Linked DNA regions of Homo sapiens: region 2 is linked to region 1. The links are chromatin contacts, found by Hi-C or POLR2A ChIA-PET in ENCODE. All regions are on one chromosome and are shown on one strand. The core of a region is the stretch at or near the end of the contact, and the rest is flanking DNA. Distances in the headings are between cores, read along the strand shown. Region 1 has its middle 20 kb from the start of SCARF2. Region 2 overlaps MED15 (mediator complex subunit 15).

Evidence for each region. A loop is a pair of places that touch in the nucleus more often than their neighbours do. ChIA-PET counts read pairs that join two places held with the same protein, here RNA polymerase II (POLR2A). Pooled maps may share reads with other maps.
Region 2: POLR2A ChIA-PET joins it to region 1 with 11 read pairs in AG04449. The contact joins two enhancer-like sites. A Hi-C loop is called at or near these places in 1 of 168 maps with a recorded cell type or tissue (naive thymus-derived CD4-positive, alpha-beta T cell) and 6 of 50 pooled maps. POLR2A ChIA-PET finds 5 or more read pairs at or near these places in 15 of 52 experiments (AG04449, AG04450, B cell and 12 more).

What each region holds. Positions count from the first base shown.
Region 1 is chr22:20,415,538-20,420,045 of GRCh38, reverse strand. It overlaps the pseudogene RNU6-225P. Among named protein-coding and RNA genes, the nearest start is that of SCARF2, 20 kb to the left of the region's middle. Within about 2 kb of position 1,710, at least 6 of the 41 ENCODE cell types and tissues checked have a DNase peak (open chromatin) inside an H3K27ac peak, as active enhancers do.
Region 2 is chr22:20,513,293-20,518,219 of GRCh38, reverse strand. All of the region lies in intron 1 of MED15 (mediator complex subunit 15), which reads right to left. Among named protein-coding and RNA genes, the nearest start is that of MED15, 8.1 kb to the right of the region's middle. RefSeq lists an enhancer at 452-501. Within about 2 kb of position 3,024, at least 6 of the 41 ENCODE cell types and tissues checked have a DNase peak (open chromatin) inside an H3K27ac peak, as active enhancers do.

The sequences.
Region 1 (4,508 bases), core at 461-2,960:
TTGAGGATAGGAGTTCAAAACCAGCCTGGAAAACATAGCAACCCCCATCTCTAAAAAAAAAAAAAAAAAAAAAAAAATTAAAAATTTAGCCAGGCACGGTGGTGGTGTGCACCTGTAGTCCCAGCTACTCCAGAGGTTGAGGTGGGAGGATCCCTTGAGCCCAGGAGTCTGAGGCTCACCACTGTACTCCAGCCTGGGTGACAGAGTGAGAACCTGTCTCTAAAAAATCCAAGAATTTGTCCCCAGTGGGAAGATGGTTTGGAGATGTGATCAGCCACATCCATGGATGGAGCTGTGCTGTCATTTAGGTAGGTTGGATTGGCTGTCATATGCATAGGTAAGCGACACACCCAACAGTTAGTATGCTTGAAAATAGGCCTGTTCCTTGGGTGGGGCTAACATGCAGAGGATTGGTAAAGCCTCCTGAGAGGGCGGTGGGGTCAGGGCTGGGGTTAGGAGGGCAGAGGTCAGGGCTAGGGTTAGGAGGGCAGCCTGTAAGAGTTGAAAACAAGTTAGTGAATTTGTGGTGGTTGGGCTGCCAGGGAGGAAGAGGAGTGGGAAGGGTGGGAGGAAGGCCTTTGACAGGGGTACAGTAGGAAGCAGGGTGTAGAGGAGTCAACCTGGGGCCAGTTCAGTTGTTGTGTGGACGGTGGACAGGGGTCATCTATCTTCGGGTGAGGTCATTGTCTCCATGAGTCCAGCTGCAGGGCTGAGGTCACTCACCTGGTAAAGAAGCTGGTTGGGGTGAGCTCCTGGGCCTCCCTGAGTCTGCAGTGACCTTCGCCCAATAATGGACCTCGAGACATAACCACAGCACTGTGGTTGGACAGTGCCAGTGAAGAAGCCATTGTCCTGCTGTCACATTGGGGATACCGTAATTCCAAAGCTGCCTGCTGCACACACCCCACCAGAGGTATTCCAGCGGCTGCTTCCTATTAATAGTCTGACGTGCATTGTGAGGGGCAAAATGTGCACACATGACACTCATTCGAGAGCCTCAGCAGTGGGCATTCCAATTACACTGCTGCTTCCCGTGTGTGTGTGTGTGTGTGTGTGTGTGTGTGTGTGTGTGTGTGTGTCGGGGGGGCTCCTTTATGAGTTAATTTTTTTTCTGAAACAAAAAAAATTGCTTAAATTACTTATTTGGCCAGGCGCAATGGCTCACGCCTGTAATCCCAGCACTTTGGGAGGCCAAGGAGGGTGGATCACTTGAGGTCAGGAGTTCAAGACCTGCCTGGTCAACATGGTGGAACCCCGTCTCTACTAATAACACAAAAATTACCCGGGCGTGGTGGCGCCTGCCTGTAATCCCAGCTACTCACTGCAACCTCCGCCTCCCGGGCTCCAGCGGTCCTCGTCCCTCAGCCTCCCGGTATTTGCTGGTTTTAGAGGCGGAGTCTCGGCAGGTCGACCCGGCTGGAGCGCAGAGGCTATTCCCAGGCGCGATGCCACTACTGACGCGCTCCGTTTCCAACTGGGGCTGCCTCGCCCCTCCCTAGGCGGCCTGGTGGCAGAGGCCACCATACTGATGCCGGCTTCAGTGAGGACCTGGATCGGCACAGCGCACTGCAGCGCAGAACTCCCGGTCACGCGATTCTCCTGCCTGGGCCTCCCGAGCAGCTGGGACCGCAGGCACGCGCGGCGCCGGCCCTTGGAGCTCAGAACCGCCTTTCGGACTGCATCCGGCACCAGGCAGCCAGCGGCTAGTGGGGGCCATGGAATCGTGCTGCCATCTGGCGGCTGGATGGGTAGCTGCTGCTTTTTTTTTTTTTTTTTTTCTTCTTTTTGAGGCACGGCCTCACTCTGAGGCCCAGGCTGGACGCAGTCACTCAATAACCGCTCACTGCAGCCTCCATCCCCCGGGCCCAAGACATCCTTCCATCTCAGCCTCCGAAAGTGCTGAGATTACAGGTGTGAGCCACCGCACCGGGCCGGTGCCACCTTTTTTTTTTCTTTTGAAACAGAGTATCCACTTTATCGCCCAGGCTGGAGTGCAGTGGCGCAATCTTGGCTCACTGCAACCTCTGCCTCCCAGGTTCAAGCGATTCTCCTGCCTTAGCCTACAGAGTAGCTGGGATTACAAGCGCGTACCACCAAGCCCGACTAATTTTTGTATTTTTAGTAGAGACGGGGTTTCACCATGTTGGCCAGGCTGGTCTCGATCTCCTGACCTCAAGTGATCTGACCACCTCGGCCCACCGAAGTGCTGGGATTACAGGCATGAGCCACCACGCCCGGCCGGTAGCATCTTTGAAGAGCCTAAACAAGTGGGGGTAACAGCCTGGGGGAACTTCGGCGCAGTTCTGTTTGTGCGGCCCGGTGGGGCCTGCTACGGGGATGTGGTGTCCCAGGCCCAGATTATCCCCCAAAGTAGGCATAGCCAGGTGAGGACAGCCAGAAGTCAGCGACAAATACTGTGCAGTTCCATGTATGTGGAGTATCTAGAGGAGTCAAATTCGTAGAGACAGGCGGGGCGAGGTGCCTCACGCCTGTAATCCCAGCACTTTGGGAGGCGGAGGTGAGTGAACCACCTGAGGTCAGGAGTTTGACACCAGCCTGGCAAAAATACCAAAAATACAAAATTTACCAAAAATACAAAAATTAGCCGTATGTGGTCGTGTGTGCCTGTAATCCTAGCTACTTGGGAGGCTGAGGGAAGAGAATCACTTGGACCCGGGAGACAGAGTAGCGGTGAACCAAGATTGCGCCACTGCCACGGCACTGCACTCCAGCCTGGGTGACGAGCAAAACTTTGCCTCAAAGAAAACAAATGAACAAAAACAAAACAAAACAAAAAAATTAGCAGGGCATGGTGATGTGTGCCTGTAGTCCCAGCTACTTGGGAGGCTGAGGCAGGAGAATCGTTTGAACCCGGGAGGCAGAGGTTGCAGTGAGCCGAGATCACGCCACTGCACTCCAGCCTGGGCGACAGAGCAAGACTCCATCTCAAAAAAAAAAAAAAAAAAGAAAAAAAATTCTGTAGAAACAGAAGGTGGAACCGTGGTTACCACGGGCTGGGAGGTATGGGAATTAGTGTTTAATAGGAATGCAGAGTTTCAGTTTCGGGTGATGAAAAGATTCTAGAAATAGATGGCAGTGAATGTACTTAATGTCACTAAACCGTGCACTTAAAAATGATTAAAATAGTGCTCGCTTCGGCAGCACATATACTAAAATCAGAACGATAGAAGTTTCTCATGGCCTCTGCCCAAGGGTGACACGCAAATGTGTGAAGCGTTCCATATTTTTATTTTTATTTTTTATTATTTATTTATTTATTTATTTTGAGACGGAGTCTCGCTCTGTCACCCAGGCTGGAGTGCAGTAGCACAATCTCGGCTCACTGCAAGCTCTGCCTCCGAGGGTCATGCCATTCTCCTGCCTCAGCCTCCCGAGTAGCTGGGACTACAGGCGCCCGCCACCACGCCCGGCTAATTTTTTGTATTTTTAGTAGAGACGGGGTTTCACCATGGTCTTGATCTCCTGACCTCATGATCCACCCGCCTCGGCCTCCCAAAGTGCTGGGATTACAGGTGTGAGCCACCGCACCCAGCCAAAGTGTTCCATATTTTTAAACAGATATATAGACCAATGGAACAGAACAGGGACCTCAGAAATAACACCACATATCTACAACCATCTGATCTTTGACAAACCTGACAAAAACAAGAAATGGAAAAAGGATTCCCTGTTTAATAATGGTGCTGGGAAAACCGGCTAGCCACAAGCAGAAAACAGAAACTGGACCCCTTCCTTATACCTTATACAAAAATTAACTCAAAATAGATTAAAGACTTAAATGTAAAACCCAAAAACCGTAAAAACCCTAGAAGAAAACCTAGGCAATACCATTCAGAACATAAGCATGGGCAAAGACTTCATGACTAAAACACCAAAAGCAATGGCAACAAAAGCCAAAATTGACGCATGGAATCTAATCAAACTAAAGAGCTTCTGCACAGCAAATGAAACTATCATCAGAGTGAACAGGCAACCTACAGAATGGGAGAAAACTTTTGCAAGCTACCCATCTGACAAAGGTCTAATATCCAGAATCTACAAGGAACTTAAACAAATTTACAAGAAAAAAACAACCCCATCAAAAAGTGGGCAAAGGATATGAACAGACACTTCTCAAAAGAAGATATTTATGTAGCCAACAAACATATGAAGAAACGCTCATCATCACTGGTCATTAGAGACATGCAAATCAAAACCACAATGAGATACCATCTCACACCAGTTAGAATGGCGATTATTAAAAAGTCAGAAAACAACAGATGCTGGCAAGGCTGTGGAGAAATAGGAACGCTTTTACACTGTTGGTGGGAGTGTAAATTAGTTCAGCCATTGTGGAAGACATTGTGGCGATTCCTCAAGGATCTAGAACCAGAAATACCATTTGACCCAGTGATCCCATTACTGGGTACATACCCAAAGGATTATAAATCATTCTACTGTAAAGACACCTGTACACATATGTTTATTGCAGCACTATTTACAATAGC
Region 2 (4,927 bases), core at 1,775-4,274, 97 kb before region 1:
AGACTCCATCTCAAACAAAGAAAAAATTAAAATCATTCATACCAGTTAAAGACATCTGTTTAATAAAACTCAGCCTGTACCACGCATCCTGCTTGGTAACAAGCGCTTGTCGATGTTGACGCATTATGGCAGTCCCTCACGTCAATGTCAACAGCAGCACAGAGCCCATCACCTGCAGCTACAACTCTAACCAAGCTCCCACTGTTGGTCTGTTTCACAAATCCCACTCCTGAGACAATGATGCGGCAATGAGCACCCTCATCACCATCAGGCTTTGAATACTTTCCTGATTGCGCCCTTGGAGGAAATCGACATTTTTAAGGTACTGGGATAAACAGTATTGCCAAAAGGCCTTCCAGAAAAAAAATGGATCTAATTTAAGTGCCCCCAGCTGAGCTGACTGGTTGCATCTTCCTGTGGTGTTTCTGCCATCTCTACCTGAGGTGAATGTCCCCTCAGGACAGCCCCCATCACCATAGCAGCTGAAATGGGCCTGCAGCAGTACTCAGGAAACTGGCACTGGACAGATCTAGGAATCCCCCTGCTACAGCAGTCCTGAGAGGCAGGAAATGATTGATTCAAGCTCCTGCCCTGACGAGTTCAGACTAGGAGGAGATAAGCCTTCAAACAAACCAAGTGCAACCTGGAAACTCCTCACCAAGCCTGTGAAAAGAGCAGCGGGGTGGGGGCAGTGAAAAGAGCAGGGTGGTGGGGGCAGCAGAAGGCCCAGTCTCCTTGGAGAACGGCTGCACTGCTCAGCCACGAAAAGGAAGGATCTTTTAGGTAGGCAAACAAACTGGACACAGAGCAGGGAGTAAGAACTGAGATTGTCTGAGGATCCACTGCCAGCTTGGTATGATGGAGCACAGGTCAAGGAACTGGCAGGCAGGTGCAGACACTGCACGAAGGATCAAGACTAAGAACAGAATCCACAGACAGTGGGCAGCCACTAAAACAGTCTGGGCATCAAAATAACTGGGGATGGCCAGGCGTAGTGGCTCATGCCTGTAATCCAACACTTTGGGAGGCAAAGGCAGGAGGCTCACTTGAGGCCAAGAGTTCAAGACCAGCCTGGGCAACAAACCAAGACCTGGTCTCTACCAAAAAAAAAAAAAATAAGAAAATTAGCCAGCATGGTGGCGCCTACCCTTAGTCCCAGCTACTTGGGAAGCTAAGGCAGGAAGATCACTTAAGCCCAGGAGTTGGCTGCAGTGAGCTATGATTGTACTGCTGCACTCCAGCCTGGGCAACATAACAAGACCCTTTCTCAAAAAATAGTAATAATAATTGTGTGGAGGTCAAGTACATGAGACAAGAGTTGATAATCACTGAAGCAGAGTGGTGCGTATATGGACATAGGGGTCTTTCTTCTATTTGGTTTTATGATTTAAATTTTTCATTTTGAATTTTTAAAAATTCATTAAAATTCCTTAAAATGTTTGCCCTCCAGATATTTAACAGAAATTACTGTCCTAAGGAATGCTTTAAAGGAGGCTAGTACCCCACAGCCCTGCCATGATAGTGGCAGGGAGATAATCACGTGGTCATGGTCCTTCCTACCTCGGGATGCCCAGCATGGGTCCTTGACTGGCCACAGCCACAGCATCACAAACACCAGTAATAGCTGGAAGACCTCTGGTCAGGGTGGATGTCAGGGCCTGCAACTGTGGTAGGCATGTGGGGTCACTTACAAAAGGGACCTGGTAGGGCTGGGGGTTAAGGTCTGGGGGGTACTGGTTGGCAGAGGCCAAAGATCAAAAGGGGCTTGCTGGCTGGCTCTTCCTCTGCTGTTAGGGTCCAAAAAACAAAAACAAATAAAAGGGGTTTGTCTGTCTTGTCCTGCTGTGGTTCAGCAACCATTCATTTATTTACTTATTTATTATTATTATTATTATTATTATTTATTGAGACGGAGTTTCGCTCTTGTTGCCCAGGCTGGAGTGCAATGGCGTGATCTCGGCTCACTGCAACCTCCGCCTCCCAGGTTCAAGCAATTCTCCTGCCTCAGCCTCCTGAGTAGCTGGGATTACAGGCATGTACCACCATGCCCAGCTAATTTTGTATTTTTAGTAGAGACAGGGTTTCTCCATGTTGAGGCTGGTCTAGAACTCCTGACCTCAGGTGATCCGCCCGCCTCAGCCTCCCAAAGTGCTGGGATTACAGGTGTGAGCCACCGCGCCCAACCTACTTATTTATTTTTAATTTTTTTTGTTTGTTTTGAGACAGAGTCTTGCTCTGTCACCGGCTAGAGTGAAGTGGCGTGATCTTGACTCACTGCAACCTCCGCCTCTCAGGTTCAAGCGATTCTCCTACCTCAGCCTCCCAAGTAGCTGGGACTACAGGTGTGCACCACTATGCCTGGCTAATTTTTGTATTTTTAGTAGAGACGAGGTTTTATTATCTTGGCCAGGTTGGTCTATATATTTTTTTTTTTTGAGACTGAGTCTCACTCTGTCGCCAGGCTGGAGTGCAGTGGCGCGACCTTGGCTCATTGCAACCTCTGCCTCCCGGGTTTAAGCGATTCTCCTGCCTCAGCCTCCCCACCGGGACTACAGGTGCCCGCCACCATGCCCAGCTAATTTTTGTATTTTTAGTAGAAATGGGGTTTCACCATGTTGCCCAGACTGGTCTCAAACTCCTGACCTCAAGCAATCCACCCACCTTAGCCTCCCAAAGTGCTAGGATTATAGGCGTGAGCCACTACGCCCAGCCTTCGTAAACTTTATTATGAGATTTTTTGGCAATTTTTTTTTTTTAGCTCGTCAGCTATCATTAGTGTTAGTGTATCTTATGTGTGGCCCAAAACAATTCTTCTTCCTACATGGCCCAGGGAAGCCAAAAGACTGGACACCCCTGATTTACAACATGTAGAGTAACTCTAAGCAGCAGTGGCCTCTCCTCTAGGTCTCATTTTCCTCATCTTATAAATGTGAGTAACATGTACATCTACTGACAAAGAAAGCATGAAGAGGGGATGAGTCAACATCTGTCAACTCCTGCAACAGGGCTTGGCATAGCATGCCTGCCGCACGTCAGCTGCTGTTGAGAAAGCCCTGAACTCCTGAGCAGATGACTGAGGGCTCAAGTCCCCTCAGGTCACTGTCACGACTGGCCTAGAGGCTCAACAACCACTTCCTATTTGCCCATCAGGAGCAGCCCTATGGGGCACTGGGGCTATGAAAGTGAAGAGAGGGACAGACAGGGCCCCTAGCCTCAAGGAATGGACATTCTAGCAATAGGTTATACACAGACACCTGTAAGCCAGTGCAGCCATTTATGTGACAACCAGGCTATGAAGCTGGAAAACAAGGGCTGGAGCTGCACCAGAAGGGCACAGAGCTGTGAGTGGGAAAAGCCACAGAAAAAGCTCCGCCAAGGCTGACTCACTGGCTTCTGCCTATGGCACGACCATGACCCACAGGCAGAATCTGGGCTTGCAAGTTTAAGGGCACTCCCTATCCTTCTGAAGACCTCTCCAGACCCTTGGAAGTTGCTGTTCAGTTGTATGTTTTGTTCCTTGTGTTGTCTTACTTGGAGCTCACGTCTCTCTGGAGGCTTCACTAGAAGAGGTGGCTGACCTGGCAGTTCCAGCTCCATTCCATGCTCCCCCTAAGCCCCTTCTGGCACTTCATCAGATACTGGACTGTCCTTCCCCAGCTGTGTCACCTCCTCTCTGTATTGTTTTGCCCAATGGACATCTATTTATTTCATCTTTATATGTGCAATCTGCTGTACAGAGGGGTGGGAGGGATAAAAGTCTCAAGAATAGGATCACAGAAAAACCAAAAAGAATTGAAAGAAAATAGCTGATAAGGTCCTTTTGTTCATTCACAGCTTAAATATTTTCTACAAACCTGTATGACAGGTGCAGCACTAGTCATTGCAGATGCACTCTTGTTCTCTGAGAGCCTATAGCCCAGAGACAGGCTCAACATTAACCCAGCAATCCCATGAGGAAGGTCCAAGCCCCAAAAAGGCCAGTTAAATTGGTTCTAAGGGTGGCTTATCCTGCAGTTTCTGCAGGGAGAGTAGATGTTCAATAAAGAGTCAACAAAGGCAAGCACGGTGGCTCACACCTGTAATCCTAGCCCTTTGGGAGGCTGAGGCAGGTGGATCACTTGAGCCCAGGAGATCAAGACCAGCCTGGGAGACATGGTGAAACCCTGTCTCTTACACAAAATACAAAAATTAGCTGGGCCTGGTGGCATGCGTCTGTAGTACCAGCTACTTGGGAATGCTGAGGTGGGAGGATCGCTTAAGCCTGGGAGCCAGAGGTTGCAGTGGGCCAAGATCATGCCACTGCACTCCAACCTGGAGGAGAGAGCAAGATTCTGTTTCAAAAAAGAAAATGCCAACATGAAGCTACTAACAATTTCCCAACTACCTCCCCACAGGCTCCAATAAGGGTCATCAATTTCCCTAACCAGGCTTGGGGTATTGGGGTATCACCCTTATTCTCCAAGACTATAGATCTCCTACTCCTGCAAGGGCACAGGAGGTGGTGGCAGGGAGCTCACCACTGAGTCCCAAGACCTCTGCAAAGGCTTGTACAGAGGTCTCTTCATTTTTCCCTTCTACCACACCTGTAAAACAGATTGGCTTTCTACCATTTCATTGATGAGGGACACGATTAAGAAAGGCTAGGCCAGGTGCAGTGGCTCACGCCTGTAATCCCAACACTTTGGGAGGCCGAGGCAGGTGGGTCATGAGGTTGGGAGTTCAAGACCAGCCTGACCAAGATGGTGAAACCCCGTCTCTACTAAAAATACAAAAATTAGCCAGGAGTGGTGGCGGGTGCCTGTAATCCCAGCTACTCTGGAGGCTGAGGCAGAGAACTGCTTGAACCCGGGAGGCAGAGGTTGCAGTGAGCTGAGATCGCACCAATGCACTCCAGCCTGGGCCACAGGGCGAGACTCCGTCTCAAAAA